Linked DNA regions of Homo sapiens: region 2 is linked to region 1. The links are chromatin loops, found by intact Hi-C in ENCODE. Cell type or tissue: endothelial cell of umbilical vein. All regions are shown on one strand. Links, peaks and the distances in the headings refer to the core of each region. The heading gives the core; the rest is flanking DNA.

Region 1 (16,402 bases), core at 4,914-12,913:
TTTTTCAATATTGTGTAATCAAATGTGACAACATTTGGAAGATCTACATGAGTACGGGAATCAATGTTTTCCAAAGAAATAATGCATGATGTTACAAAATCACACATCAATAAAAGATGCAGTTGAAAATACCACATAGGCCAATGTATGGTTTGATTCCACACTGAAACTAACTTAAGAAACTATCATTTGTGAGTTTTGGTGTAGTATCAAAAATTATAATCTCTAATCATTTGAGAAGTATTTAAATTCTCTTTAACATTATATATTTGATAAGGTCAAATTTTCTTCATAGAGTACAACCAAAACACATTACAACATATTGAATGCAGAAAGCTGTTTTCAATTAAGCCAGATATTAGACCCTGGAAAAAATGAAAAACAATGTCAGTCTTCTCAATAAACTGTTTTTGTTTTGAAAAATATAGTCATTTTTCATGAAAATACTATATTATTTATGTTAATATGTGATATAGTTTAATATAATTTTAAATAAATTAATAAAATTTAAAAACTTCTCAGTGTTAATTTCTAATATTGTAAATAGCAATAGGTATAACTCACATAAACAGAAGTTATTTGGGCTCCTCAATAACTTTTTAATAATTTCTTTTTATTGTAGTAAAATACACATAATATTTACCATCTTAACCTTTTTTTTTTTTTTTTTTTGAGATGGAGTCTCACTCTGTCACCCAGGTTGGAGTGCAGTGGCATGACTGGCTCACTGCAACCTCCCTTTCCTGGGTTCAAGCAATTTTCCTTCCTCAGCCTCCGAAGTAGCTGGGATTACAGGCTCATGCCATCATGCCCAGCTAATTTTTGTATTTTTAGTAGAGACGGGATTCCGCCACGTTGCCCAGGCTGGTCTCAAACTCCTGATCTCAAGTGATCCGCCCTCCTCGGCCTCCCAAAGTGCTGAGATTACAGGTGTGAGCCACCATGCCCAGCCCTTAACCATTTTTAAGTATGCAGTTAATAGTATTAGTATATTCACATTGTTTTGAAACAGATCTCCAGAACTTTCTGATTTTGTAAAACTGAAACTCTATATCCATTAAACAAGTCTCTGCCCCTAGTAACTGCCATCCTATTTTCTGTTTCTGTGATCTTGATTTCATATAAGTGAAATCATACAGTATTTGTCTTTTTGTGATAAATTCATTTCATTTAGCATTATGTCCTCAAGATTAATCCATGTCATAGCATGTGACAAGATTTCCTTCCTTTTCAGGCTGAATAATATTCCACTGCAGATATATACCACATTTTGTTTCTCCATTCATTCATCAATGGACATTTGGAATGCTTCCACCTCTTGGATTTTGTGTATACTGCTGCTATGAACATGGGTGTGCAAATATCCCTTCTAGACTCTGTTTTCAATTATTTTGGGTACAGAGTAGTCTTCTCTTCTCTGTGGGAATATGTTCTTTTTTTTTTTTTTTAGATGCCGTCTCGCTCTGCCACCCAGGCTAGAGTACAGTGGCACAATCTTGGCCCACTGCAACCTCCACCTCCCGGGCTCAAGTGACTCTCCTTCCTTACCCTCCCAAGTAGCTGGGACCACAGGTGCATATCACCATCCCTGGGTAATTTTTATATTTTTAGTAGAGATGGGATTCCACCATGTTGGCCAGGCTGGTCTTGAACTCCTGACTGACTGATGCTCCCACCTTGGCCTCCCAAAGTGCTAGGATTACAGGTGTGAACCACTGCACCTGATGGGAATATGTTCTAAGACCCCCAGGGGACACTTGAAACTGTGGATAGTATTGAGCTGTCTATATATCATACTTCGCTTTTTCAACTGGATAACTGAGATGTTATCCCAACAGCCACTACTAAGTGACTAACAGGTGGCATATACAGCATGGATACATTGGACAAGGGGATGATTCACATCCTGCACGGAAGAAGAGGGATGCTGTGAGATTTCATCACATTACTTAGAATGAGGCACAATTTAAAACTTATGAATTATTTCTGGAACTTTCCATTTAATATTTTTGGATGACGGTTGACTATGGGCAACTGAAACTTCAGAAACTGAAGCCACAAATAATGGGGTGGAGGTGCTACTGTATACTCAGAAGTGAAATCGCTGAATCATATGGTAACTCTATTTTTAATTTTTTTGAGGAATCATGATACTGTTTTCCACAGCACTGTATCATTTTAAATTCACACCATCAGTGCACAAGGGTACTAATTCTTCTACATCCTCACCAATACTTGTTATTTTCTGATTTTTCTTTGGGGATTGAAGATAGTAGCCATCCTAATGGGTGTGAGATGGTATCTCATTATGGTTTTGATTTGTATTTCCCAATAATTAGTGATGTCGAGCATCTTTTCATATACTAGTTGGCTATCTGTATGTGTTCTTTGGATAAATATCTATTCAAGGCCTTTGCCTATTTTTGAACTGGGTTGTTTGGTTTTTGGTTAAGTTTTAAGAGTTTCCTATATATGCTGGATATAAATCCCTTCTTAACAGATATGTTATTTTAAAATATCCTCCCATTTTGTAGGCAAGAAATATTTTCCCTCTGTTGATTGTGTTCTTTGAGGCACAAAAGTTTTAAATTTTCATGAAGTCTAATTTGTCTTCTTTCTTTTGCTGTCTGTGCCTTTGGTGTCTACCCAAGAAATCACTCCCAAATCCAATGTTTTGTTTTTGCCCTATGTTTTATTCTAAGAGATTTATGGTCTTAGCCCTTACATTGAAGTCTTCAATCCATTTTGGGTTGCTTTTTGTATATGGTGTTAGGTAAGGGTCCAACTTCATTCTTTTGCATGTGACATCTAATTTTCCAATATTATTTGTTGAAAAAATGGTCTTTTCTCCATTTTTCTCCATAGTCCTGACTCTCTTGTTGAAAATCACTGACCTTATTATATGCAGAGGTTTGTTTCTGGACTCTCTATTCCATTGTTGGTCTATATGTCTTCATGCCAGTACCATACTGTCTTGATTACTGTAGCTGTGCAGTAAGTTTTAAAATCAGAAAGTGTGAGTCTTCCACTCTTGTTCTTTTCGAGGCTTGTTTTTGGTTATTCTGGGTTCTTTAAAATTCCAAATGAATATTAACATGGATTTTTGTATTTTTACAAAAAACATTATTGGGATCTTTATAAGAATTGCATTAAATCTTTAGATATCTTTGGGTGGTATTGATATGTTAACAATATTAAGTTTTCTAAGCCAAGAACACGGGATATCTTTCCATTTATTTCTGCCTTTTTCAGTTTCTTTCAGAAATGTTTTATAGTTTTCAGTGTGCAAGTCTTTTACCTTCCTGATCAAGTTAATTCCTAAATATTTAATTCTTTTTGATGCTACTGTTTTTGTTTTTTTGTTTTGTTTTGTCTTGAGACAGGGTCTTGCTCTGCTGCCCAGGCTGAAGTGCAGCAGCATGGTCACAACTCACTGCAGCCTTGACATTCTGGGCGCAAGCAATCCTCCCACCTCAGCCTCTCAAGTAGTGGGACTATGAGTGCATGCCACCATGCTTGGCTAATTGTTAAAATGTTTTGTAGAGATGGGGGTTTCGCCATGTTTTCCAGGCTGGTCTTGAACTCCTGAGCTCAAGCAATCCTCCTGCCTTGGCCTCCCAAAGTGCTAGGATTACAGGTGTTAGCTTCTGTGTCTGGCTGATGCTATTGTTAATGAAAGTACTTTCTTAATTTCCTTCGTGGATTGCTCATTGTTGGTATATAGAAATACAACGGATTGGTTTTTGTATCATGCTACGTTGCTGAATTTATTAGTTACAACAGTTTTTTTTTTTGTAGAATCTTTATAGTGTTTTTTATATACAGGATCTTCTCATCAGCAAACAGAGATAATCTTATGCCTTCCTTTCTGATTTGAATACCTTTTACATCTTTTACTTGCCTAAGTGTGATGGCTAGGACTTTCAATACTATGTTGAAGACAACTGGCAAGAGAGGGCATCCTTGCCTTGTTCTTGATCATAGAAGTCTTTCACTATTGAATATGATATTTTCTGTGGGTTTTTCATATATGACTTTTATCATGTTTAGGTAATTTCTTTTAATTCCTAGTATGTTTAATTTTTTTTTAATCATGAAAGGGTATAGAATTCTATCAAATGCTTTTTCTGGATTGACTGAGATGATTACATGTACTATCTCCTTCATTCTGCTAATGTAGTGTATTACACTGATTACATATGTCTAATCATCCTTGCACTCCAGGCATAAATCCCACTTGGTTGTGGTATGTAATTCTTTTAATATGTTGCTGAATTTAGTTTGCTAGTATGACATTGAGGATTTTTTGCAAAGTTCATAGGGATATTAGTCTGCAGTTTTGTTTTCTTGTAGTGTTTGTCTGGCTTTGGTATCAGGATAATGCTGGCCTCAAATAATGAGGTAAGGAGTATTCCCTCTCCAATGTTTTGGAAACGTTTGAGAAGAATTAGTGTTGGTTCTTCTTTAAGTGTTTGATAGAGTTCACTGGTGAAGCCATTAGGTTCAGAGCTTTTCTTTTTTGGGAGATTTTTGATTACTGATTCATTCTTCTTACGAATTAGAGCTCTATGCATATTTTCTATTTCCACATGGTTTCATTTTGGTAGGTCTTCTGTTTCTAGGAATTTGTCTATTTCACCTAGGTTACCCAATTTGTTGGTGTAGAATTACTTAGTACTTTCTTATAATCCTTTTTGTTTCTGTGGAATAGGTAGTAATGTCCCCACTTTATTTAATTTCTAATTTTACTAAAGTGAGCCTTTTCTCTTTTTTTTTTTTTTTTGTTCTTAGTCTATCTAGCTGAAGTTTGTCAATTTTGTTGATCTCTTCAAAGAATCAACATCTGGGTTCATTAATTTTCTCAATTGTTTTTCTAGTCTCCATTTTGTTTATCTCTGCTCTAATCTTTATTATTTCCTTCCTTTTTCTAGCTTTGGGTTTAGTTTGTTCTTCCAGTTCCTTAAGTTGTAACATTAGGTAGCTGAATTTGGGATCTTTCTTGTTTATTTTTATTTTTTTCCCACTGGAAAATAATATTAATAAGATCCCATCAGCTATACAACATGTTCTTGACATTAAGCTGCATCTTCCATTACAATTTGCTCTTTCCTAAGTGGTTCCATGAATGCTGTCCTCTTTGTTATAGTCTACAAGCAGCCATTGTCAAACTTGGAGGTAGTGTTGATAAAATTAAGGCCAGTCTTTTCTAGAGGCCACCAGAAAGGACTTGGAGGGTGAGTACTTACTTTTTGATTCCCACCACACAGCCTTACAAGCAGAATAAAGTTTTTGGTCACCTTAGGGCAGAGGACAACGCCTCCCTAGGAAAAGCTAGGCCATCGGGTTAGCACAGATAAAGCATGAGGGCTGGAGACAGGTAAGAAAACAGAGTACTATCTAACAGGCATGACACTTTCAGGTTCAGAGGTTGTTCTCAGCCCTCTACACTACCCCAGCAACCTCTAACCACAGGGGTGTTCCCTTTCTTGTATTTGAATGTGAGTGTTAATTGCTAAAAATTTCCCCCTAAACACTGCTTTCATTGTGTCCCAGAAGTTTTGGTATGCTGTGTTTTTATTTTCATTTTTCTCTAAGTCTTTTGTGATTTCTTCTTTGATCCATTGTTTATTTACAAGTGTGTAGTTTAAAATCCACATATTTGTGATTTTTTTTCAGTTTTCCATCTGTTATTGATTTCTAACTTCATATGTTGTTATCAGAAAAGATACTTTGCATGGTTTCTTCTTTTAAATTTTATTGTAACTTAATTTGTGGCTTAACATATATCCAGGAAATGTCCCATGTGCATTTGGGAAAATGTGCATTCTGTTGTTGCGCAGTTTTTTGTATGTTTGTTAGATCTAGTTCACATACTGTGTTGTCCAAGTCCTCTACTTTCCTAATTTTACCTGATTCTTCTATCCATTATTGTGAGTGGGGTATAGAAGTTTCCAACTATTATTGTACAAGTATGTGTATGTCTACTTCCGATTCTGGCCATTTTTGCTTCAGATATTTTGATGGTCAGTTATTAGGTGTGCAAATACTTTTAACTGTTATATCTTCTTGATGTATTGAAAATTTTCTTAATATATAATGTCCTTTGTCTCTTGTAACTTTATTTTTTAATTGACAAATAATAATTGTTTATTTTCAAGGGGAACATGGTGATGTTTTGATACATATAATGTATACTAATCAGATCAGGGTATTTCACATATCCATCATCTCAAACATTTATTATTTCTTTGTGCTGGGAACATTCAATATCCTCCTAATAATATATAGCTTTAAGTAGCTATATTATTGTTACTTATAGCCATTCTACAGTGGTATATAACACAAGAATTGAGTAATCCTATCTAGCTGTAATTTTGTATCCTTTAACAAATCTCTCCATATGCTCCTCTCCCCACCACCTCCCCTGCCTTCCCAGCCTCTAGTATCCTCTGTTCTACATTTTACTTCTATGAGATCAACTTTTACTTTTAGCTTCCACATTTGAGTGAGAACATGCAGTGTTTAACTTTCTTTTCCTGGCTTATTACAGATAACATAATATCATCCAATTCCATCTGTATTGCCATGAATGGCAGGATTTCATTCTTTTTTTTCTAGCTAAATAGTATTCCATGACGTATATACACCACATTTTCTTTAACCATTCATCTGTTTTTGGACAAATAGGTTGAGTCTATATCTTGGCTAACATGACCAGTGCTGCAATAAACACGGGGGTGTAGATATCTCCAATATAATAATTTATTTCTCTGTGGATAAATACTCAGTAGTAGGAGGACTGCTGGATCATATGGTAGTTCTATTTATTTTTTGTGAGACCTCCATAGTGTTCTCCATAGCGGCTATAGTGGCTTGCATTCCCACCAACAGTATCTAAGAGTTTCCTTTTCTCTGCATCCTCTCCAGCATTTGTTTTTTTGTTGTTGTTGTTTTTGTCTTTTTGATAATAGCCATCTTAACTGGAAAGAGATATCTCTTTGTGATTTTGATTTGCATTTCCCTCATGATTAGTAATGTTGGACATGTAAAAAATATATTTTTTGGTCATTTGTATGTCTTCTATTGAGAAATATCTGTTCAGGTCATTTGCCCATATTTGAGTTCAATTGTTTTTTGGCTATTGGGATGTTTCAGTTTCTTTTATATTCTGGGTATTAATCCTCCATCGAATGAGTAGTTTGCAAATATTTTCTTCCATTCTGTAGGTTGTCTTTTCACTCTGCTGTTTTCTTTGCTGTGCAGAAGCTTTTTGGTTTGATGTAATCCCATTTGTTTATTTATGCTTTTGCTGCCTATGCGTTTGAGGTCTTGAAGTGTTTCCACTATGTCTTCTACTAGTAGTTTCAATGCTTCAGGTCTTACATTTAAGTCTTTGATCCATTTTGAGAGGTGGCAGTCTAGTTCCAGAATATCCAGTTTTCCCAGCACAATTAATTGAAGAGACTATCTTTCCCCAATGAGTGTCCTTGGTGTCTTTGTCACAAATCAGTTCACTGTGGATATGTGAATTAATTTCTGGGTTCTCTATTCTATTTCATTGGTCTATGTGTCTGCTTTTATGCTAGTACCATGCTGTTTTGGTAAGAATAGTTTTGTCATACACTTTGAGGTCTGGTAGTGTTATACGTCCAGCTTGGTTATTTTTGCTCATGATTGCTTTAGCTATTTGAGGTCTTTTGTGGGTTCATATAAATTCTGTTTTTTATTTTCTATTTCTGTGAAGAATGTAATTGGTATTTTGATAGATATTGCATTTAATCTGTAGATCGCTTTGGGCTACATGGTCATTTTAATGATATTCATCTGATCCATGAGGTTGGGATGACTTTCCATTTTTGTGTATCCTCTTCAATTTCTTTCATCAGTGTTTTGCAGTTTTCCATGTAGAGTCTTTCACCTCCTTGGTTAAATTAATTCTGGGGAGCTATTGTAAATGGGATTGCTGTCTTGATTTCTTTTTCAGCTAGTTTTATTGTTCATGTATAAACTACTACTGATTTTAATATACAAATTTTGTATCCTGCAACTTTACTGAACTCGTTTATCAGTTATAAGAGTAATTTGGTACAGTCTTTAGATTTTTCTTATGTCTTTTTTTAATAATAACATTTTATTTCCTGAGAGCACAGATTCAACTTCCCCTGAATATATGCTTCTGGTTTTTCTACATATAAGATTATGTCATCTGCAAACAGGGACAATTTGACTTGTTTCCAATTTGGATGCCTTTTTTTTTTTCTTGCCTAATTGCTCTCCTTAGAACTTCTAGTAGTATGCTGAATAGAAGTGGTAAGAGTAGACACTCTTGTCTTGTTCCACTTCTGACAGAAAAAGCTTTCACCCTCATTCAGTAAGATGTTAGCTGTGGGTTTGTCATATGTGGCCTTTATATATTTAGGTATTAACCTTCTATACCTAATTATTAAGAGTTTTATCATGAACAATGTCAAATTTTATCAAAAGCTTTTTCTATACCTATTGAGATGATCATATGGTTTTCATCCTTTATTCTATGGATGTGATGTATGACATTTATTGACTTGTGTATACTGAACCATTCTTGCATTTTTGGGCTAAATTCCACTTGGTCATGGTGGAGTTTCTATTGCCATCGTTGATGCACTGTTGCGCTCAATTTGTTAGTATTTTGTTGAAGATTTTTGTGTCCACGTTCATCAGGGATACTGGTCTGTAGTGGGTTTTTATTGTTGTATCCTTGGCTGGTTTTGATGTCAATGTTATGCTGGCCTCATAGAAAGAATTGGAAAGGATTCCCTTTGCTTCCATTCTTTGGAGTAGTTTGAGAGGAATTGGTATTAATTCTTCTTTAAGGGTTGGGTAGAATTCAGCAACGAAGCCATCTGGTCCTGAACTTTACATTGTTGGAATACTTTATATTACTGATTCAATCTTTTTACTTATTGGTCTATTCAAGGTTTTCTATTTCTTCTTGGTTTGATCTTGGTAGATATGTGTCCAGGAATTTATCCATTTCCTCTAGGTTTTCAAATTTATTGTCATAAAGTCATTCATAGTTGTCTCTAATAATCTTCTGTATTTCTGTGGTATCTGTTGTGATGTCTCCTTTTTCATTTCTGATTTATTTGGGTCTTCTCTCTTTTTTCCCAGTCTAGCTAATGGTGTGTTGATTTCGTTTATCTTTTCAAAAAATCAACTTTTTGTTTCATTGAACTTCTGTATTTTTTCAGTCTCAATTTCATTTATCTCTGCTCTGATCTTTATTATTTCTTTTACAATGTTTTGGTTTGCTCTTGCTTTTCTAGTGCATTGTTAGGTTGTTTATTAGAACTCTTCCTCATTTTTTGATGTAGGCATTTATTGCTATAAACTTGCCATTTACTACTGCTTCTCCTGTGGCCATAGGTTACTTTGGCTGGGAGAACAAGCATAGGGCTGTTCATTGAACCTGGGGGTATGCCCACCAGGGGTTGCCTGTGGGGCTGTTTCTCAGGCATGATATGCTGGTACATGGCTCCTCAGCTGGCCTAAAGGCATGTTTGCTGGGGGCGATCCACAGGATGGCTGTTTCTCAGGCTTGGGATATGGGTACAAGCTGTTCAGCTGGCCTTAGGTTGTGTCTACTGGGTAGGGACCCATGAGGCTGTTTCTCAGACTTGAGACACAGACACATAGCTGCTCAGTTGGCCTGTTGATGTGTCCACTGGAGGTGGATCGCAGAGTTGCTTCTCAGGGCCATGATGCAGTCAGCTGGTTTGGGGGTGTGTTTGCCAGGTGTGGCCCACAGGACTGTTTTGCAGTCCTAGTACACAGGTGCAAGGCTATTTGGTTGGTCTGGGGCATGCCTGCCAGGGGTGAACTGCAAAGTTGCTTCTTAGGCCTCGGAGTGTTTCTTGGGTCATAGAGGGTTGGTGGGTTATGGGGACTGCACACCTTATGCTCCTAAGATTGCCTCTCAGGCCTGGGATGCTGGCACATAGCTGTGTAGGCAGCCTGGGAGCTCCTTGCCAGAGGCAGCATGTAGAGCTACTTCTCACTCCTGGGGCATGGGTGCAAAGCTGCTTGGATGACCTGGGAGTGTTTCTGCCAGGGCCAGCCTGCAGAGATGTTTCTCAGGCTCTTGCTGTGGGCATGGGGCCAATTGGCAGGTCAGGGACTTTTCTGTAGAGGGTGGGGCACCTCAGTGTTATTTCTCAGGGTGCAATCACATAGCTGCTCTGCCAGCCTGAGAATGTCAGCTGTTCAGAGGCTTGAGGGCCTCTCCCCTATGAAGATGGGCATGTGGCTATTTGGCCAGCTCATGGGTAGGTTCACCCTGGGCAAGACTGCCAGGCTGTTCCTCTGGCTGGAAGTGAGGGTAGTGAGAGTTGGTTTTCATGCTTTGCAGGACCAATGTCATAGCCAATCTTGGGTCCAGATTTTGTATTGCTGAGGTTGTGGTGTTCAGCCACTGGTGTAGGTTTGGAGGAATGAAGATGGAGCCCCAGTGTTAGACAGGTGCAGTGACTATGTGCCCCCAGAGAAGGGCACACTTCAGAGGTGTCCCTGGTCTCAAGATGTCACCATGCTTCAGGAGCTTGGCTCATAGGAGGTGGGTGAAGTATGGGGAGTGCACACCTTATGCTCTTAACTGGGGCAATGCAGCTGCATGATTTCCTGGTAGCTATCCAAATGGAGACTGTGGGATTCTCCTGTTGTAACAACTATACTGTTGTAAGGTGTTTGCAGTGGCAATGGGGGTTAATGGAGATCTTCTGCTTACCTGTTACCCACAACAAGAAGTTCTCTCCTGACTCCAGGTTGATTAAATCCTAAGGAATGGAAGGGAGACAGGACTGCAGAGACTGGCTGCCTTCATGCTGCCCTCCTGGACTTCCTATCACCATAGGTGTTTCTCCACTCCACTGCTGTACTCCACTGCTCTTTCTTTGACACTCCTGTCAAATCTTGGCTATTTATTCCTTGTATTTATTCTTTCTTGTAGGGAAGATGAATGCCAGGTGTCTCTAGTCTGCCATCTTGCTGATGTCATTCCTGCATCTTCCCTATAACCTTTTTAAATTTAGTCCATTTTGTCTGATATTAGTATAAGCATCCTGGTTACTATTTACGTGGATTATTCTTTTCTGTCTTTTCACTTTCAACGTATTTGTGTCTTTGGATACAAAGTGAGTCTCCTGTAGACAGCAATTATTAGATCACGTGTTTTCACCCATTCCACCAAAGTCTACCTTTGGAGGGTTTAATCCATTTGAAGTACAGATGACTCTTGAACAACATGGGTTTGAGCTGTGTGGGTCCACTAATACTTGAACTTTCTTTTGCCTCTGCCACCCCAAGACAGCAAGACCAACCCTTCTTTGTCCTCAGCTTACTCAACATAAAGATGAAAAGGACAAAGACCTTTAATACTGAATATATTTTCTCTTCATTATGATTTTTTTTCTTTGAGACGGAGTCTTGCTCTGTCGCTCAGGCTGGAGTGCAGTGGTGCGATCTCCGCTCACTGCAACCTCCACCTCCCAGGTGCAAGCGATTCTCCTGCCTCAGCCTCCTGAGTAGCTGGGATTACAGGTGCCTGCCACCATGCCTGGCTAATTTTTGCAGTTTTAGTAAACACGGGTTTTCACCATCTTGGCCAGGCTGGTCTTGAACTCCTGACCTCATGATACACCTGTCTCAGCCTCCCGAAGTGCTGGCATTACAGGCGTGAGCCACCACGCCTGGCAGATTTTCTTACCATCTTCTTTTCTCTAGCTCATTTAACTGTAAGAATAAAGTATACATACATAAAACATACAAAATGTATTCCTTGACTATTTATGTTATGGGTCTGTTCTGGTCAAGAGTAGATAATTAGTAATTAAGTTTACATGGGGACAAAAGCTACACACAAATTTTCAACTGCATGGGGGTTGGTATCCCTAATCCCTACATTGTCGAGTGGTCTACTGTAATTTGTGATAAGAAGGGACTTACTTCCATCATTTTGCTAGTTGTTTTCTGTATGCCTCATAGTCTTTTTTGTCCTTCATTTCCTACATTATTGCCTTCTTTTGTGTGTATTTTTTTTTTCCAGAGTGAAATTTTAAAATTTCTTTCTCATTTCCTTTAGCGTATGTTCTTTTGTTATTTTCTTTGTGGTTATCATGGGGATTACTTTTTTTTTTTTCTTTTTTGAGACAAGGTCTGGCTCTGTCTCCTAGGCTGGAGTGCAGTGGTGCAATCTTGGCTCACTGCAACCTCTGCCTCCCAGGCTAAAGCCATCCTCCTACCTCAGCCTCCTGAGCAGCTGGGGCTACAGGCACATGCACCATGCCTGACAAATTTTTGTATTTTTTGTAAAGATGGGGTTTCGCTATGTTGCCCAGGCTGGTCTCAAACTTGTGAGCTCAAGTGATCCGCCCGCCTCAGCCTCCCAAAGTGCTGGGATTACAGGCATGAGCCACCATGCCCAGCTTTGGATTACATTTAACATCCTAAAATTATAACACTGTAATTTGAATTCATACCAGTTTAACTTCAGTAACTTCTAACAGCTTCTCTTCTAATAGCTCCATCAATAACCTTTTAGCTGTTGATATCAAAATTACATCTTTACACACTGTTTATCCAAACAGAATTTTGCATTAATTAATCTAATTATGATTAATCAGGCCAGGCGCAGTGGCTCATGCCTGTAATCTAAGAACTGTGGGAGGCCAAGGCAGGCAGATCATTTGAGGTCAGGAATTCGAGACCAGCCTGGCCAACATGGTGAAAACCCAACTCTACTTAAAAAAACCCCACAAAAATTAGCCAGGCATGGTGGTATATGCCTGTAATCGCAGCTACTCGGAAGGCTGAGGCAGGAGAATTGCCTGAACCCAGAAGGCAGAGGTTGCAGTGAGCAGAAATCACGTCATTGCACTCTACCCCAGGTGACACAGAGAGACTCTGTCTCAAAAAAAGAAAAAAAAAATATGATTAATCAGAATATGCCTGAATCTCTTAAATTAATGCATTCATCTCTTAAATTATGTTTACACCATTGTTACAATAACACCAGCTTTTATAATTGCCCACCTATCTACCTTTTCTGGGATCTTTATTATTTTACATGTCTTTGGGTTACTAATACCCTTTCATTTCAACATTTAGGATTCCATTTAGCACTTCTTGCAGGGCAAACCTAGTTGTAATACATTCCCTTAGCTTTGGTTAATCTGAGAATGTCTTAATTTCTCCCTCATTTTTGAAGGGCAGTTTTTTTCAGATATAGGATTCTTGGTTGGCAGTTTTTTTGTCTTTTAGCAGTTTGAATATATCATATCAGTCTACTGCCTTCTGGTCTCAAAAGTTACTGATGAGAAATCTGCTGATATGAGGATCCTTTCTGATGAGTCACTTCTCTCTTGCTGCTTTCAAAATTCTCTTTGTCATTCAACAGTGTTGAATGATTATAATGAGTTTTAGTGTAGGACTTTTTGAGTTCATCCTACTTGGAACTTGTTAATCTTAGATGTTTACATTCATGTCTTTCATGAAATTTGGGAAGTTTTAGCCATTATCTCTTCAAATATTATCTCTCCCTTTCTCTGTCTTTTCCACTCCCGGGAATCCCAAAATGTGTATGTTGGTTTAGTTGATGGTGTCTCACAGGTACTTTAGGCTGTGTTCCCTTTTCTTCAACCTTAACTTTTATTGTCCTATGATTCTCTCTTCTGCCTGCTCAAATATGCCTTTGAATCCCTCTAGTGAATATTTTTTTGTTTCAGTTATTGTACTTTTCAGTTCCAGAATTTTTTTCATTTCTTTTAAAGTTTTTTCTTTATTAATATTTCCATTTGGTTCAGGTATCTCTTTTTATAAAATTCTCTCCATATGTTCAGTACTTTGAGTGTCTTTTAGAACACTACTTTAGAGTCTTTGTGTAGTAGATCTGACATTAGATCTTTCTCAGGTACAGTTCCTCTTGGTTTCTTTCCTTTGAATGGGCCACAATTTTCTGTTTGTTTGTATGCTTTATGACTTTTCATTAAAAAACAGACATTGGAATCTAATAATGTGATAACTCTAAAAGTCATTATTCCCTTCTAGAAATCAGATTCTTCCCTTTCCCCACCTGTTATTTGTTTGTGCTTAAAAAAAATTGTAGGTGGTTCCTGTACTGAGGATTAGTCTGAGGTACAAACTAAAATCATCTCAGGTCTTTTCTGTACCTGTGCCTTTCCCTGGACAAACACAGTGACTTCATAATTTCCCCTATATATATGGTTGCTTTTGAATAGTCTAGTCTTCAATGCCTGTCTCCCAAAAGGGGAAAAAGAGATAAATGAAGAGAAAAACAAAAGGTGCTTGCCCTTTAAGTCCCCCGGAAGTCACTTCAATCAGCAAGAGCAGACAGGGGCTTACACCAAAAAGAGGGAAGTACAGCAACAATGGCCACCACCTCTTTGCCTGCACTTCTGTATCAGAGGCAGCAATCAGCAATAAGAGAACAAATTTCGGATATTTGAAAGATAAGGTCCTTATTTCCCACCTTGGCTTCTACAAGCTCTGTGCAAGCTATTCCAGGAACACCTACATGACTGCCTGCCATGAAGCTGGAGAATCAGGGATGGATAGCCACTGCTGAGCTAAGAGCTGAAACCGACCAAAATTGACTACAATTACTATCTAAGGGCTCTCCTGGAAGGCTTCAATAGACCCCAGGTTTCCAAAATAGTTACATCTGGCAGATTCTGCCAGTGCAAATGTTGTCTCGGTTGGGAGAGAGATTCCTGGTGCTTGCTACCCCGTTATTTTCTCAGAATCCTCTACCTCCTTAAAAACTTTTAAGAGCATAAAGAGGTCTTGAGACCAATAAGTTTGAGAACCACTATCGTAGACAATGCAGATATGCATGTCCAGGAATTGTCATATTTTTAAATGACCAAATCAACCAACTTTAGCTTTCAGTGAATCAATGTAAAATGAGGATCATAAGACTAACTAGGGGCATAAGTTTAAATTCAAGACCCTAAACTAAAGCACCATTTTCAGAAAAATTTCCTTGTTATGTCATTAGAGAAGAGTAAAGAGGATGAAAAGATGTAGGGCACAGCAAACTAGAGATGCTTGCAGGTTATATTTATATCCCTGATGTTTCCTTTTGGGGCCTTGAGTAGTCTGTAGCCATTAATTTAATATATTGTGATGCCGAGTTTGCTAGAATCACAAAGGGATACTGTATGATTATCTGCCTATAAAAACAGCAAATAAAATATGCAAAATTCTATTCCATAACAGAGCATTTGGGCTCTATAAGTGCCTCATTTGGACCAGCAGCCCGTACTACAATTATTTATTTTAAATTTACTACGGTAGTTGTAAATCAAAGAGTAGTAGAGAGAAAGAAATTCCAGGTTTAATGATTATGATATAGGCAGTGAAAAAAAACACAATAGGCCGGGAGTGGTGGCTCACGCCTGCAAACCCAGCAGTTTGGGAGGCTGAGGCGGGTGGATCACTTGAGGTCAGGAGCTTGAGACCAGTCTGGCCAACATGGCAAAACTCCATCTCTACTAAAAATAGAAAAATTAGCCGGGTGTGGTGGCAAATGCCTGTAATTCCAGCTACTCAGGAAGCTGAGGCAAGAGAATTGCTTGAACCTTGGAGGCGGAGGTTGCAGTGAGCTGAGATCATGCCACTGCACTCCAGCCTGGGCGACAAAGTGAGATAACATCTAAAAAAAAAAAAAAGAAGGAACACAATAGTTCCTAAAAACTAAACAAACGAAACCAGAATAAATCAGAAATCAAAGTGCTGGGAGACATTCCTCTGTAGGTCTGTTATGCTCCTATACATTTTGCTGGTCCAAGAATGAAAAAGTCTGGCTGCTTTTATTCAGGCAATTTCTCACAGATAGGAAAGCATGATTTAGCCATGCAATTTCTTCCTATGGCTGATTTTGTTATAAACAAGTGAAAATCAATTCAGTTCTGTAAATTTAATATAACTAAATCATATATAAACTGCCATGAGGGAGAAGTTATGTTCACAGTATAAAGCATAAGAAAAGGACTCAGCATTGGGATTAAGAACATACCTGAACTATAGAGTCAATTAGATCTAGGTTTGAATCCTAACTCTGTTACTACTTAATGTTTTCCTTAAAATGTGTGTGTGCGCACACACATGTGCATCTGTGTGCACACGTGCGCATCTGTTTATATTAATATACATAGTCACGTACTGCATAATGTTTCAGTCAATGACAGATTACATATATGATGGTGGTACCATAAGATTGCAATACTGTATTTTTACTGTATCTTTTCATTCATTCATTCATTTATTCATTCATTTTTGAGACAGGGTCTCACTCTGCTGCTCAGGCTGGAATGCAGTGGTATGATCACAGCTCACTGCAACCTTGACC
Region 2 (16,402 bases), core at 3,796-11,795, 130 kb after region 1:
CCTGCAGAAGAACAGTTAAATCATTACAGTACATCCATCTGTACTCTAACGTGGCACTCACTGTACAGCAATTGTACACTGTGAAGGAAGAAAAGCAAGTCACAAAACAACATGTTAAGTATGATCTCTATAGCTGGGCACTTTGGCTTATGCCTGTAATCCCAGCACTTTGGGAGGCCAACGTGGGCGGATCACCTGAGGTCAGGAGTTCGAGACCAGCCTGGCCAACATGGCGAAACCCCGTCTCTACTAAAAATACAAAAATTAGTTGGGCGTGGTGGTGCACACCTCTAATCCCAGCTATTGGGGAGGTTGAGGCAGGAGAATTTCTTGAACCTTGGAGGCGGAGGTTGCAGTGAGCCGAGATTGCACCACTGCACTCCAGCCTGGGCAACAGAGGAAGACTCTGTCTCAAAAAAAAAAAAAAAAAAAAAAAGTATGATCCCATTTAAGAACAAAACAGAAACCTAACAACCTTTAAATACACATATGTGTGTGTAATATCATTTTAAATGTCTAGGACTGTGTGGGTGAGGGAGAACTTTCATTTTGTTACTTTATACGTTTCTTTATTGTTTATATCTTTTATAATAATCATCTATTCATATTTAACATCATTTATTCTTATTTAAAACTGTGTAACTTTCTCAAAAGTATGTGTGTATGGGGAAGGGGAACAACAGACATTAAGGTGAGAGGCAGAAAAATAAGCTAAGACAACATTTCTGAGCAATAGCTCTACTGGCATTTTGGACTAAATTCTTCTTTGTTGTGAGAGGCTTTCCTATGCATCATAGAGTGTTTAGCTGCATCCCTGGCTTCTACCCACTAGATGGCCAGTGGCATACCCTGCCCCTCCTCCAGCAAGACATGACTCTCAAAAACTTCTCCAGACATTGCCAAATATTCCCCCGGGGAAAAAAATGTTCCACACTCTACCCACCACTACATTCATTGAGAACCATGGGTTAAGGTATCAAATATTCTAAAAAGTTCCTCAGCCAGAGTTAGAATTCGTTGCACCTGATCCTATATGATATCAGTTATTAGTTCTGTTTTCTTGTTTGCCTCCACAGGCTGTGAGCCTTTTCTAGGAAGGTGTTCAGAGTGGTTAAACAGTTATCTCTTGGGCTGCGTTCCTCAGAGTATATCCTGTGACCAACTGCATCAGCAGCACCTGGGATATTTGTTAAAAGGCAGAGTCCTAGATTTCACTTTCGATTTAACATTCTCAAGATGAGTCCAATGCACACTAAAGTTTGGGAATTATATTTTTTAGTACAAATCTCAGCACATAGGAGATGCTTAATAAATTGGTGAATGAATGTACAAATTTTATTCTATAAAGATAATGAGTGAAATTGGTCTCTAGTTAAGAAATATACAACAAACCAACTTGCTTGTGAAATTTAAATATACAAACTCTATGAAACAGAAATGGCTACAAATAACAAAATTTAGTTTAATTATGCTACTTAATTACAGACATGTAAGCATGATTTTAAGTATTTGTAATAAATTTACTAAGAGTTGTATAAAAAAATTAAAAGCCAGATCTAGCTCTTGAATTCTCTCATGAAGAGTATCAATAAATAAGTGAACTGAAAGCACGTATTTTTAAATGTTGATCAAATGCATTTTGAAAAAAATTTAAACACATAACCACCTGAAAGAAGGGATGTATTACATTATTTCCACCATTTCAAGTGTTTAGCAACAGTCCTGTCATGATGTCTGTAATATACTCACAACACTTCAGTATAGATGGTGTGATTGATATAAATGTATCAGTTAGTTAAACTTCAAACTCCAGAGGCAGTCAGCAGTCCTAACTGAGGAGCCATGTCAAGGGAGCACTGTATCAGACGGCTATACTCCAGAAGCAGCGACCACAAGTACTTCTTTTATCCCTATCGTGATCAACACTTGAGACATCGGTAATTTGCATAGTGAATATCAGAAGTGAGGTTTATTGGTAAAATGAATAGCTTAGTGGTTAACAAGATGAATGTTAGAAATGGGCTTTCACTGGTGAAATTAAAATACATCATCAAAAAATTGTGAATTAGATAAAATATTGTATAGTTATAAACCTTTGAATAAACAGGATATAAAAATCCAGCAAGGTCTGTAACTTTTCTCTTAGAGGTGGTGCCCAGGGTTGATTCCTTAATAGTCCTGTAACTAACTAGTCATTGGTTTGGAAGCATTTCTTCTTGTCCAATGTTGACTAAAAGGATAACTGAAAGTGACCCTGTGAATGCTGTGGATCTCATCTAGTTCTACTAAGCCTTTCATGAAGGGTGATGGTTGGTATGCCCAAAATGAAAGTGAACTCAAAGCTTCTTTCATAGACATTAAAGAACAGGTTGTAATACATTGTTTTGTGTCTTCATACTAACATCTGTTTGAAAAACACCTATATGTGGCAGGATATGGTCATTTCTTTACAATCTGTTAGTAAGGTTGCAGAGAAACACCTTCAAATGCTTCATTGACCACCACTCTTGCCAAAAACAAAATAGAACAAAAACCCTAAGATTTATAAATCACTAGCTTGTTTTAGGCTGTTTCACAACAACTACATCCACATTTCTTCCCAGCGATACAGTTTATATAGTCTCCAGACAACTGCCAGTATAAAACACAATCCAATGGTCTTTATAATTATTTAACCAGCAAATCTTAGGATACAGTCCTGGAATTTTTATCCTATGCAACTAAAAACCACTGCCCTCTCACCATTAAAAAAAGGAAACAAAAAACCTTTCTGATATTAACATTCTTTAAAGAGTCACTAGATTTGGTGACTAAAGATTTTGTTACAAGTAACATTAAAGAAAGAAAGAAAAGCTGGGTTATCTACTGCCAGAGACACTATATCATATTAAATCATGAGGTAGATGAGATTTTTTTCAAGGACACTCCTATACATGAGGACCATTTAGGGTTAACACATCACATTTATGGCTTCAAAATTCAAGCATCATCACTGCCATCACTACAAAAAAGGACAAGGGACATTCAGTTTATGCAGAGAGGTGGAGACGAAAGACCCAATTATGGGCTGGACATGACTGGCATAAAAATTATTGAATACTTGAGTTTTTCGAAGTTCCAGACAGCACGTTTTCACCTTTAGGTGACGAAACAGCACCTTTGCTTTCTACCACGAGTACTTTTAATGTGGTCAATATACTTTGAATGTGACAGTCTCTAAAGGAGACAAGGTGGCCACATGGAACATTTCATCTCCTCCTCCAGGTAGGTATTCTAGCAGCTTATATGCCCAACTCCAAAATTACCTGAAGGATATAGATAAAACACCACTGTTAGAGTACACGCTTTTTTTCCTTGAACTTTCATATTCTGGTGCCATACTTGCTTTTGTACTGAGTAGATTAGGTTGTTTTTTAAAGAGTTGTTTTCCCCCTATAGGTAATTCAAAGGCGAGGGTAAGAAGGTATTCAGGTCCTCATACTGATGCCCCAACTTCATAGTTTCCAGTATAATCAAATACTTAAATATTTGTGTAGTGTTGAGCTTGCCTCAGGGCAATTTGTAGGATCTTCTTTCTTTAGATTAAAAAAATCATATAGGTAATTACCATAGCTTTCTGTGATGTCTTAGGCACAGCATTGTCTAAGAGCAGGAAGGTAGGCAGGTGATTTTTAAAGTACTTTTCAGCTCCAGGGTGATAAAAATATTTTAAACTTTCCGAAGTTTAAAAGTCATAATTAACTATTACAATTTAAAACTGAACAGTCATATATAGTTACAGTATAATTCTCTAAAATACAGTGTGCAAAAAAGAGGTAACATAAAGACCAATTAATATTTTCAGATAAAAATCAGCAAATACTGTTAAAATGCAAGATTCAACATTTCAAATTACTAACATTTCATATAGATAATGTACCTGGTTACAGGGAACCTTTTCAATATGTAATTATGAATAACATGGTTTGTATGGAACATCTACTACACAGCTCCCTATAAAAGTTGTATAAACTACCAACTCTAACCATACATCTTTCCTTTAGAGTATCTAATATGAAAGCTTAAAAACTATGTCTCACATATAGAAAAGACTAGAGACACCATGTGACATTTCCTATAGCATGAATTTCTTTTTTTTTTTTTTTTTTTTTTGAGACGGAGTCTTGCTTTGTCACCCAGGCTGGCGTGCAGTGGCACGATCTCGGCTCACTGCAAGCTCCGCCTCCCAGGTTCACGCCATTCTCCTGCCTCAGCCTCTCGAGTAGCTGGGACTACAGGCGCCCGCCACCATGCCCAGCTAATTTTTTGTATTTTTAGTAGAGACAGGGTTTCACCATGTTGGCCAGGCTGGTCTTGAACTCCTGACCTCGCGATCCGCCCACCTCGGCCTCCCAAAGTGCTGGGATTACAGGCTTGAGCCACCGCTCCCGGCCTTCCTATAGCATGAATTTCTATAACTCTAGCTACTGCTTAAGTCAGATAAAAAAAACACAAATTACAATGACAATTTACCATGTGTCTGGCGCTGTTCTAAGCACATGTTAATGCACAAAAATTCTATGAAATAGGTGTATTATTATCTTCATTTTATAGATACGTAAATTGAGGTAAAAGCCAAGTTCATCGACTTTCTCAGAATCACACAGGTAGGAAATGTCCAGAGCCTACACTCTTAAACCACCACAACTAGTATACTAGTCTCTAAAGAGGCAGACAACTGACTGTATCTAACAGTCTACAGGAAAAGAGAATTGAGATTTCTACAGATATTTCTTTCTTTTTTTTTTTTTGACGGAGTCTCACTCTGTCACCCAGGCTGGAGTGCTGTGGCGTAACCCCAGCTCACTGCAACCTCTGCCCCTTGGGTTCAAGCGATTCTCGTGCTTCAGCCTCCCGAGCAGTTGGGATTAAAGGCATGCGCCACCACTCTCAGCTAATTTTTGTATTTTTAGTAGAGACGGGGGTTTCACCACAATTGCCAGGTTAGTCTCAAACTCCTGACGTTAAGTGATCCGCCTCCCTCGGCCTCCCAACGTGCTAGGATTACAGGCGTGAGCCACCACACCCGGCCTTTATTTTTCTGTGAAACAAAAATTATCTTTCAATTCTACTTATATTTCCTTCCCTATTTCCATATATTCCAGATATGCCTTATTTTAAAAAATGATCTATTTTCACTCCATTTGATCTTACAGCACTTAGAAAGTTAATGGCCATTTTTATCATTTGTTTAGTTACCTAGTTTGATACTCTTGTTTATTTGATCTGCATTGACACCTTGTTAAATAGTTAAGGCTGGTACTATTACCCCTGTTTACAGATGAAGAAGGAAACTTAGACCCAGAAAGTTTAAACATGCTGTAAGTTTATCAAGGCATAGATAGCTATAGGAATTCAAATCCTATCAACAGTTCTACTACTGTTTTCATTTACAGTTTTGTATTTTTGTTTTTTGTTTTTTAAAAAAGATAGATGCAGGCCCAAAAGAGCTCATGCCTGGGTATCCTCCATCCACAATTAACAGGCAAAAGTTTGCCTATTAAGTAAAAAAGGTTGTGTTGAAGTGTACAATGAACTTGGCTCTTCACATACTATAGCAGTACACTTGATTGGCGTATTTTTATTTATTCATTAACACAGTAGCAAAGATAAGTACACTAACAGGTAGTATCTTTGAGAACTAAAGCCTTAAATAGACTTTTACTTGGAGAACATTATCTAGCAAGGGTTATTTCAGGTTAACTATTGATAAAAATTTCATTTCAGTTCCTTTTGCTTTTCTGCAATTATTACCACTCTATGGGAGTAGCTTTCTGCCAATCAACTGGTGCCCGTGGGGCTGGGATGTGTCTAGTGTGGCATCCAGTATGCTGTTGGTGCTCAAATTATAATACAAGCAACAACTACCACCAGGTTGCTGCACGCAAAGTAATCTGACACAAAAGCCATGCATAGCTAAGAGTCAGAACTGTAAGCAGTATTTGAACATTTAAAAAACAAACAAACAGAAATTTGTATTTGATGTCTACATGTTCATATTTTACCAGTCAGGATATGTTCACAGGATAGGACAAAAAAGAAATAATTTAGTAAGGTTTTCCCAAATGCTTGTCTCTTTATAACAACAGAATAGGATCCTTTCATAGGGCTCCAAAGTTTCACGGGAGCTAGGGAAGATAAAACCACTGTACTTTTATTCATTGGGTTTTAAAACAGTGTATATGTGTGTGTGTTTCCAGAGAGGGGGCCTACGGAGGAGGGAGAACTTAGGAGACAAAGAAAAAGATCTGCCTCTGTTTGGTCTTAGAAATTTAAAAAAAAAAAAAAAAGTCAGAAGTCATGGAAAGAGGTGTTTAAGATAAAAATTTAAACTTCATTAAACCATTAATGAACAACACACAATCCACAGGCTTTATTTATAGGGTTTTTGAGAGAATCCAGTACCATTAAATACATGGAAGTGTTTTGTAAATGGTATATGCTATGGAAGTCAAAGTATTAAGCTGCATTGGAACTTTGAATAAAACAGGATGCATTCATGATTAAAATTTTACATTTTAAAATCTTAACAATCAAAATTACGTTTTATGTGTGGAAAGAATTAAGACACAGTAAAACTTTTAGAGTGTATTTCTTGCATTCTTAAAAAGTATCCATGTATATGGTTAAATGAAAAAAGGAAGGTATAAAACATTACTAGTCAGCTCTTATTGTGTATTAAAAGGTGACCTATTTGATGATAACCTAGTCATCTTGATCCACAATCTAATACCCCTATTTTGAAGGCAGAAATTCTGACTTAACCATAGAGGTGCAATCAATTTTGTCAGTAACATAAATTAACAAAGGTAATTCATAAAATGCTGAAAAGGAAGACTTAGGCAGTGTCACACAGTTTTATGCATATTTCTAGGCAGAGTCCCAAACAAGCTCTGTAAAAAGGACTGAAGTCAGTACAGGAATCTCTAGAAGTAACTGATGTATTCTAGTAAAAGTAAAGTCCTAAAATTAAATGCCAAGCTCCATTTTTATCCTGATTACCATTTTAAATTGGAATTATCTCCTAGCAAAAGATGGTGGGCAAGGACAAATTATATTAAAGAGGTTTATTAGGAAAAGAATAGAAAGGACCAGCTGAACCAAGCAGAAGGGGCAGAAGGGCAGAAAAGTCTGACATTACAAAATTTATTATTTCTCTTCATATTAAAGAGTTCTGTGAGAACAATGTTACAATCTTAGAGCATAAAATCAAGTCCAATTTATACTATGATTGCCTTTTCAGTTTTTTAAAGTCAAAAATTTTTTCTTCAGGCTATTATCTATTAAGGAAGGGCAGGAAATCCAGGAACACTGACCCACAGGGGGAAAATTAAAACAAAACAAAATACAATTACTTTGGGCTATACATGTTTTTTAAAATGCATTTTGTATATTTTTAAAAGGAAAAGTATACAAGTTCCCTAACTTTAATCTATGATTTATTCAATTTTAATACAAAAAGAGGCAAATATTATTAACAAGGGAAAAAATGGAAAGGAATCAGAGAGCAAGCATAGACAGTGAAGAGCATGAGAGTAAAGCCAGTTTTAGAGGTAGTGTGAACAGTGGTGGGTACAGTGGAACTATACTGTACTGATGCCTTAAGAACCTTATGGAGAAAGGAGTTGGACTGAGGGAATAAGCAGAGAATACCTACTTAAATTTCTGAAATGCTCCCAGCCACCCATGTACAATCTGAATAGGAGATTCAATAAATGTTGCCTAAGTTGATAAATCATGAAATAATTATGAAATATAGTACAATCATATTATTAATATATAAAACTAGAACCATGGATGAAACCACTGAAGAACTAGAATCTGAAGCAATTAAGAGACTACCACAATGGGGTAGGATGGAGGGAGGAAGGAAGAGGCAGGAGAATGTTAATTTTCCTTACGAGTTCTTCCATACTGTTGGATTTGTTACCATGTGCCTGTATTGATTTTTTAAAAATAACTTTTATGCTCATAAATTAAAAGAGGCTTGACCTGTGCTAAAAAGTTCCTTTTTTTTTCTTTTGCTAATTCCATCAAAAGATTCATGTCAAAAACAGATTTGATTTTTTTTTTCTGTGTATACACACATTAGTTACGAATGATTAACAAAGCATTCATTCTTCTATTTGGTTTGGCTGAGAACCAACTTGTGTTAGTGTTAAGGAAATATTTCACTTTATATGGAGAAGATATGAAGTGTTACTTATTTAAATACACACGTGGTAAAAGAAAGGGTTTATACATGTTTTAGGCTCACAAACAATAAAAACATTTAAGTAGTTTGAAGTGTAGAGTTTTTCCACCTTTTTAGAAACTAGAAAAATGCTGAATACCTTTCTCTCTTTATCCAAAAATAGGCTTTGTGACTTATCTGTTTAGTATTTTAATTTCAGTAAGATGATAAAAAGTTTAAAGAAGATTCAATAGTAAATATGGTATAAGCAAACATGATTATTTTATCTAATTTTTAAATATAGAGACTTTTTTAAAAAACATAAATTTTGAGCAATCAGAATAAAAAGTTATATTGCAAAAGGAGTTCCTCAAATTTAGGGTATTTGAAAGTAGTACCCAAATTTAATCTGACACATAGTCACTTAAAGTGTTTTTACTTTTCACATGTACAATGATTAAAAACAATATTCAGTTTGAAGAAAAGTTTACTTAATATATGAATACATAAGAAGAGTTAGTGAGAAATGTAAAATGCTGTCTATTCTATCTTTTCATAATTTTTATAAAATCACTTTTCTAAATAAAACTATTTATCAAGCTACCAAGAAATACTAGTTGTAGCAATTTTGTTTCTCACAACACCTATTTTGATTTAAGGGTGCAGGCAGTCAAAACCAGGAATATAATTTAACCATATTGTGACTGACTTTTGAGTAGATTTTCACTAATCATGTCCACCAACACAGAGTGGAGTGAAGAAAAATAAAGATTTATAGGGGAAAATGCTGTGGATTATTTAGAAACCAGCCACTAAAGAAAAGAGAAGAAAAGGCTGGATTTGAAGTCAGTTCTCAGCTCTCTGTTTTATTCTTAAATTGCGAAGACAACAACTTATAAAGAAAGAGTTAAACAAAGGATGGAAATTAGGAGAGCAAAGATAAGAAATACTGGCCACATATGATCTGGACATTCTAAGACTTGTGTACAAAACTATATCAAGTAAGACTTCAAATCCAGGCCTTAACTTCACAGATAGTTCCTCTGACATAAAAACAGATTCCTTTTCCTCTTATTTTTCCTCCTTCTTAACACATGTTTGGCAACCATTGTTTATTTCTATTGGAGTTAAATTATACCTCTCTTGTATTTTTCCCCATTGGAGAATAAAGACACTTAGTGTTTTCCATTTCTCTTTTCTTTATTTCGTAGATCATATGCAGCATAGAGCTATTATTTACAAAATAAGAATCACTGCCAATTTAGACTTATTCTTTTTAATATCCTGAAAGGTAATAAGACCATTCCACCAAATTAAATTGAGCAATCCCAGGTGGTTCCCTTCAACTTTATTTCATTTTTACCACACACACCCCTAGTCATCACTTTCATTTTATATGATCTACTTGTTGACATATATGCACTGAAATCTACTTCCAAACTCAACGCTGAACCTAGTCACAAAAACTGTCCTTGAATCAACATGACCATTGCAAAAGACTGGGTGAATGATGGGTTTTGTATAATAATCCAAAGCCCTATAGATTTTCACTAGTTCAAGCTGTCTCTGGAGTAAATTCCAAAGTGAGAGTCACTGCAGCGGAAATGGAGGTCCCCTCAAAGCTCACACCTGCAAAGCAGTTTTGTGAGTGGTTGAAAAAAAGTCAATCATTGTGGATATGTTTAGTTAATAAACACATTGATCTTTTATACCTATCCAAAAATATCAGTTCTAAAAGCACTCATATGACCTAGGCATAAGGCATCTTTTAAAATAAGAAATGTAATAACATTAATGAATTTATGAACTTAATCTACCCTAAATGCAAACAAATAGCACCCTAAAAAAATTATACAACATGTATATGTTCGAAAGAAAAATGCTAAATTAAAATCAATTTATTGATATGATGGAATTATAGATAATTTTCCTTTTTAATATACGTAGCATTGTCATTATGTTGGCTGTGTAATAAATATTAAAATTTTTAAAGATACACTAAGTGCTAATAAAAAATAAGTCTAAAGAACAAAAAAAAAACCTATCAATTTTATTTGCATACTATTCCTGACATCTAATTCACAGAATCTGTTACAATAGATGTCTTCTTCAGTCATAAAACTAATAACACTGTAGGTAAGCAGCACTTAAATATCTCACTCTAAGTATACTGAGAGTGAAATCAATTGGATACACACCCATTTATTGGGGTATTTATAAACACATAGCATCTTGCTGGGTATTGTTTGAGTGTACAAAAAGACACACCCTTTCAAACTTTAAGTAGCAGCCTAAAATTAGCAGAGAGATACAAGACTATCACATGAAAAATTAAATAGCTGAGTAAGGTCAAATTTTTTAAAAATCCATAAATATAGTATATAAATAAGTGATGAGTTCGTTTATCAAACATCATTGAGGATCTACTATTTGTAAAGCATTCTTCTAAGTGCAGAAATCAATTATGTAGTTAGATTTCTGCCATTCCAAAACTAAACAAAAAAGACAAGATGTTTTGAAAACGAGAATATGAACCACTAATACATCTGACTCTGGGCTCACTGCCTAGGAGTTAGCCCTGCTCCACAAGAAGCAGCTATTTAAAAAGAAGAGAAAAGAAAGGCACTAATATATCTGGACTGTAGAACATTACTGGCTTAGAGGGGGAGATCTCATGTTATAGTACCATCATTCTGTAGCTCACATAACTGGAAATACATTCCCTACTATTTAAATTGGCTTAGACAGCAGCATATGTAGTACTTTAATTAACTGTATCAACTGACATACCTTAAAAGTAGATGCAGAGGTCTGAAATAACTGTAAGTAGTACTTGTAAACCAATATTAATCCAAGTTTAACCTATATATAACAAAGTGTCTAATGTTGTATCTGGATGGCAAGAAGGCTGAGTATAACACAACTGTATTCAGAAATTCTGAAACACTTTATGAGCAAACTTCTAATTAATTAGCGATATGAAGAGAACAAGTATTGCTGCTGAGTGTTATTTTTTGGCCAGGATGGAAATTTATACATTAACATTAAAAATAACCCTGTTTTAAAGCAATCTCTAGATATCTAAACTACCATTATAAATATTACTAAATAACATTTGGGCAGTATTCTTGACTAAATTATATTGCTACACTTCCTTATTTTACTAATTTGTAAATATAAAACTATATATTGTAATCATTCTATAAAGAAAACTTAAAGTAGCCTCTTACAGGTATTTAAAACATCATTAAAATTTTTCTCTTGGAAAGTTTAATCAAACTTTGTTACCTAACAAACTTGACATCATAACCTATTTTTTATTTTTAAAACTTTTAACGTCAGATATTTTTCACTCGATTACAGAATTTAAAACTTTATAATAACCATCTTTTAAAATGAAACTAAAATGTTCTTATATTATTCAAAAATGTATTTTCCAAAAATATTAGCAAAGTGTATGATTAAGTGGGATTTTAGATTTTAAAATGTAGCTAGTATATGCAGCACATGATCTGAAGCAGGGAATCACATGCATTGAACTTAAATGAATAAGCCAGATATGGCTGCTGGCTGTTTTGGTCTTATTTTCTTTAAATACTATCAAATTATCTACCTCAGTAAAACTGATGTTTATCTTAAAAACCTTTCATTACAAATGGTTTTTTTCTTTAAAAAATTCAATTTTTCTAGAACTATTTGAAGAAGCATAAAAAGCAAACATTTAAAAGCATGTTATCACATACATGTACTACTTAAAGTTGGTATATAGAACCTCAGTCTGGGAGTGAAGAAAATGAATGAAAATGAATAGTTTACCACTCATTAGCAATATGACTTTGGGCTAGTTACCAGATGATATCTTAGTTTCCTTATCTGAAAATGAGCAAGGAGAATTTTATGATTTCTAAGTTTTCTTCTAGCTCTAAATTTCTGTGATTTGATTATTTTAATCCAGAAACCCACATCTATATTGGGAAACTAGGTTTTAAGGTTATGGAATAACATAATAGTGAGTTATAACTTAAAACAACAAAAATATTACAACACTAATTTGAAATAGATTAACTGCCTGAAAGCAATGCTTTCAAGATAAAACACAAGAGACAATAATTGAATAGGGTTGTACTCATTTAATAATGGTATAAACACTAACATCTACAAAACAGGATATTTCATTGATGGGTACCTCTTGTGGAAATAGTCAACTTGTCTGCAAAGCCAAAATCTATAAAGTAACAAGAGAATTACACAAAAATATTTTAGACCTTACTTTTCAAATGGAGTTCTGTTATACCGTGTATAACTTACATGTAGAAACGAAAATTATTTAAAATTAATGATTACTAAAGTTACAACACAACAAGTGTTTATAGGAGTAGAGCCTTATTTCTTTTAATAATACATAATCCTTATATAAAGTAACACTATTTTCTGTAAAGCTGTGCAGTTCTCTAAATGTTTAATGTTTAAACATGCCACCAACAAGCATCTGACTAATAAAATGCAACTTCAAATAAAGGGAAACAATTTACTTCCTATTATTATCTGATACAGGTACTGCTGGAATTCAATTTCCTTTCAAATGTGTGCTTTTTTCAAAGAACATCCAACCACCCACACATTATTTAAAAAACAAAACAAAACAAACAACAAAAAACCTTTGTGTTAGAAATTGTCCCAGAACTGTATTTTGACGTTTTTAGCAACCTGACAAACCACTCTGTTTGCTTTCTTCTGCCAATACAAATCAAGCCAAGGACTAGTTTCTTCATTTATTTCATTCAATGTCACAAGACGACATTATGTCAGGGTAAAGGTCAATCATCAAGAATGCATGCTGCTGCTACAGTGGAAATATAAATATTCACCTGGGCTTTATTTCAAAGACTGGCTCACTGAAACTATTTAATAAGGCCTATAAAACTAGGAGGATGTGGAAAAACAATGTGTAAGAAACATTTTTCTCAACAAATTATATTCGCTGACATCATATAGAAAACTAAAGGTGCTACTTCAAAAACAAGTAAGTTTTAGGTAACTGGCATCAGAAAGGGGTTTTTCCTAGTTGTTTTAACAATCTCATGTTTTTTAAAATTTGCAGGAGTGCTACCCTGCAGGCATCTGTGACAGCATCACGAGGTTTCATATTTAGTGTGGGTGGTTGGATAAAATTGGACATTGATCAGTTTTGTGTGTGCTGAAAGGCACCAGGCTGGAACACTGTATTCAGCATTGGGTATGAGACTGCCAGTGCAGTGGGTTGGAAGATGTATGCATTGGCACTCCGTGTGGAACCAGGAGCTTACTTAAAAGGTTACTGAAATCTTGACTTTGGCAGCTGTCATCTTTAAGTGATCATGAATAGTTAAGAATTAAATCCAGAGCCAGACCTCTGAAGATCAGAGGTTGTGCACGTTTGAGGCACTAACCGTCCTTTATAACATTCTGTCCTCAGAAACAGAAAGCAGGGAGTAGGCCTTTTGGTGGGTGGGTGGGTGGAGAAGTGTTACATAGTTGAGAAAGTCACATTTTTAAAACACTCAGCTAAACTTAACTCTATCAACTTTCTAGGTGGCATTTAAATTAAAACGTCAGCAGATGTAATTACGTAAATAGATGAAGCAACTTTGTAATATTTTACCAAGTTAGGAATTCCAAGGTCTTTTTCTACTACATATATATGTGTTTGTGTCTTCCTAATGTACATTCTGAACCCTTTGCCTCCAAAAACAATTTGAAATGGCTATGCAGTCTCACAGAGCACTCTTATTAATGGCAACAGCCAAAAGACTACTCCATACTATCTGTTCTTGATGACTGGGTATTATAAAGGGCCAGCAATATCTCAAACATGCACAACTTCTAGTCTCCATAGGTGTGACTCTGGATCTAAGGTTTAACTCTTCATGATCACTAAAAGAAGACAGCTGCCAAAGACAAGACATTTTCACAGGACATATGCTTTTCACAGTGACTCCTCTCATGTTCCCTACCACCAGTAAATCAAATATTTTTCCCACCAGAGCTAAAATATGGTAACACAGAATTATTCATGCACAGATGAGTGGCGTTTCATAGATTTGTGCTACAGCATCTAATACATCTAACAGGGTCACAGCATGCCTTCAACATCTGCAATTAGTAATGAAGGTACTGGAATGGTATGATCTATTAGGTGTAAATTAAATATAGGTTTCTGTTAAAGATCAAGCTTATTGGCAAACCTTCAGAAACAGGTAAGAAGAATATAAAAACAAAATTAAGTAAAATAATTTCTTAGTAATAACAGAAAATAATTGCTTTTCTTAAGTGAAAGGAGGCAAAAAAAGCCTCTTATAAATTAGTATGATAAAGTTTAAAGGAAAAATATATAGTTAAACTGGAATTTCAAGCTTCTAGATTCCAGAAACAGGGTTATTTTAAGTTTCCTAATTTTCTAGAAAATAACAACAGGGTTTTTTTTTTGGTACACAGGAAAAGTCCATAACATGAGTATTACTCAGAGTGACAGATTAATAGACATATGCAATACCCACCCCTCCACCTATACTATCAAAGTTTAGTTCTTTTAATTGGAAGAATTTGGTTTTAAGGGAAAAAACATCACAACACATACGAATTATGACTCCACTCCCTAGTGGGCAGAAGTTGGGTGATTTAAATAAGAGAAAACATACAAATATTTTATATTGGAATAGGAAAGACCACATAAACCTTTAAATATATAACATTTCATCAGCTAGCATATTTTTAAGCAATGTTAGAAAAAATTACAGAATTATTGTATAATTACAAAAACATCATTTGTCTATGAAAGAAAACAATTCTAAACCACTTAATTTAAAAGAGGCATTCTTTAAAAATCCCTTTTCCTGGCATTAAAAATAAACTGTCACTGAGAAAAAGAAAAAAATTCTCCCAAAGCCTTCTATCTAAAACACAATTCATATTTTGATGTAAAGAAACCATCCTACTCCATTCCCCCAAATCACAACCTTAAAGAGTTGCTACTTAAATATTAGCCAGTGCTCTGTGAACCATTTTATATTAAAATTGGATAGTTCTAAACACCACACATATAAAAAGTATTGTTTGACACAGTGCCATTTTGATGATAAATTGCAATCTATAGCTCAAATAATTCTACCCAGGGATTAACATTTCAGAGGCTGAGCCAGAGATTATGTGTGTGGATCTTGAATTTCATCATCTCCCTTTGGCACAATAGCTTATTCTTCCTTTTTTCATCTATTCTTTCATGAAGGGTCAGGAAAGCTTAGCCTTGCTATTGCATTCATTTCATCTCTACATTAACCAGATACCTTGCAGTCTTTAGTTCTTATGTGTTATTCCATTACAACTACTATGCTGCACTGTGCTATGGCTAATGAGGTTTGTACCAAATCAAAGGGTGCCATCAAGTGGTTATAATACTCTAAACAGCATTACACTAAATGACTATTCCAGATAGGCTTTCTTCAATATAGACAAACTTGCCACGCCTCTATGAAAGAACACATTAATGGAGCAAGGGGGTGGGGGGGGGGGGCAGCGGTGCAGTGTGGGGTGGTGCAGGAGGGGCAACAGGAGTATCCATATTAATTGTTGTTTTGTATTTTCTATCCTCAGGGATTTCTTTTCCTGCATAGTATATTTATAAAATATAACTTTAGAACCATTGTTAAAATTAGTATTTATGTCAGCAGATTATCAAATGATATTTATTAAGTATAATTCAAGCACGGCAGCAGAACTGGGAACTAAACTTTATCAGTCAAAAATCATGACTATACTGATAGGAGCTTATTTCTGAAAATAAGCAATAATAGTGCACATACTTAAAGAAAGACAGCGTCTTGTCAGATTCATTTCCTATTGCTAATGAAAACTTGCAAGGCTATGAAATACAGCCAGTAATATTTGGTTTATGTCATACAGCCATGCCTGCGGTCTAACAAGGAACATAGCAGTTAAAGTGAGAACGTATTTTCAGTTATTTAAAACTTTCAGCAGTCTACTCAACAGGCTACAGGGGTCCCTTAGAGTTTTGAAGACAGGAATCAAGAACTGCTCTTAGAAAACACACAAGATAACATGCAATTCAAAATTGCCCACTCTGCAGAGCTGGCCAAACTGCTGCTGCCTGCAACTGTCCTGTACCAGTGAAACCTAACACATAGGCTTAAAGCA

What was found. A loop is a pair of places that touch in the nucleus more often than their neighbours do. Peaks named below come from ENCODE experiments on the same cell type or tissue, not always from the same donor. Only the 100,000 strongest peaks of a DNase experiment are listed, where the experiment ranks them.
Region 2: it touches region 1 in a loop (2.1-fold over the local background); 3 of 110 quality-filtered maps call a loop at or near these places.

The regions. Positions count from the first base shown.
Region 1 is chr2:62,917,222-62,933,623 of GRCh38, reverse strand. The region is part of intron 10 of EHBP1 (EH domain binding protein 1); the gene reads right to left. Among named protein-coding and RNA genes, the nearest start is that of EHBP1-AS1, 120 kb to the left of the region's middle. In endothelial cell of umbilical vein, for the core only: no CTCF peak of the experiment used is centred there; no DNase peak of the experiment used is centred there.
Region 2 is chr2:62,786,754-62,803,155 of GRCh38, reverse strand. All of the region lies in intron 5 of EHBP1 (EH domain binding protein 1), which reads right to left. Among named protein-coding and RNA genes, the nearest start is that of EHBP1, 89 kb to the right of the region's middle. In endothelial cell of umbilical vein, for the core only: no CTCF peak of the experiment used is centred there; a DNase peak (open chromatin) is centred at 8,165.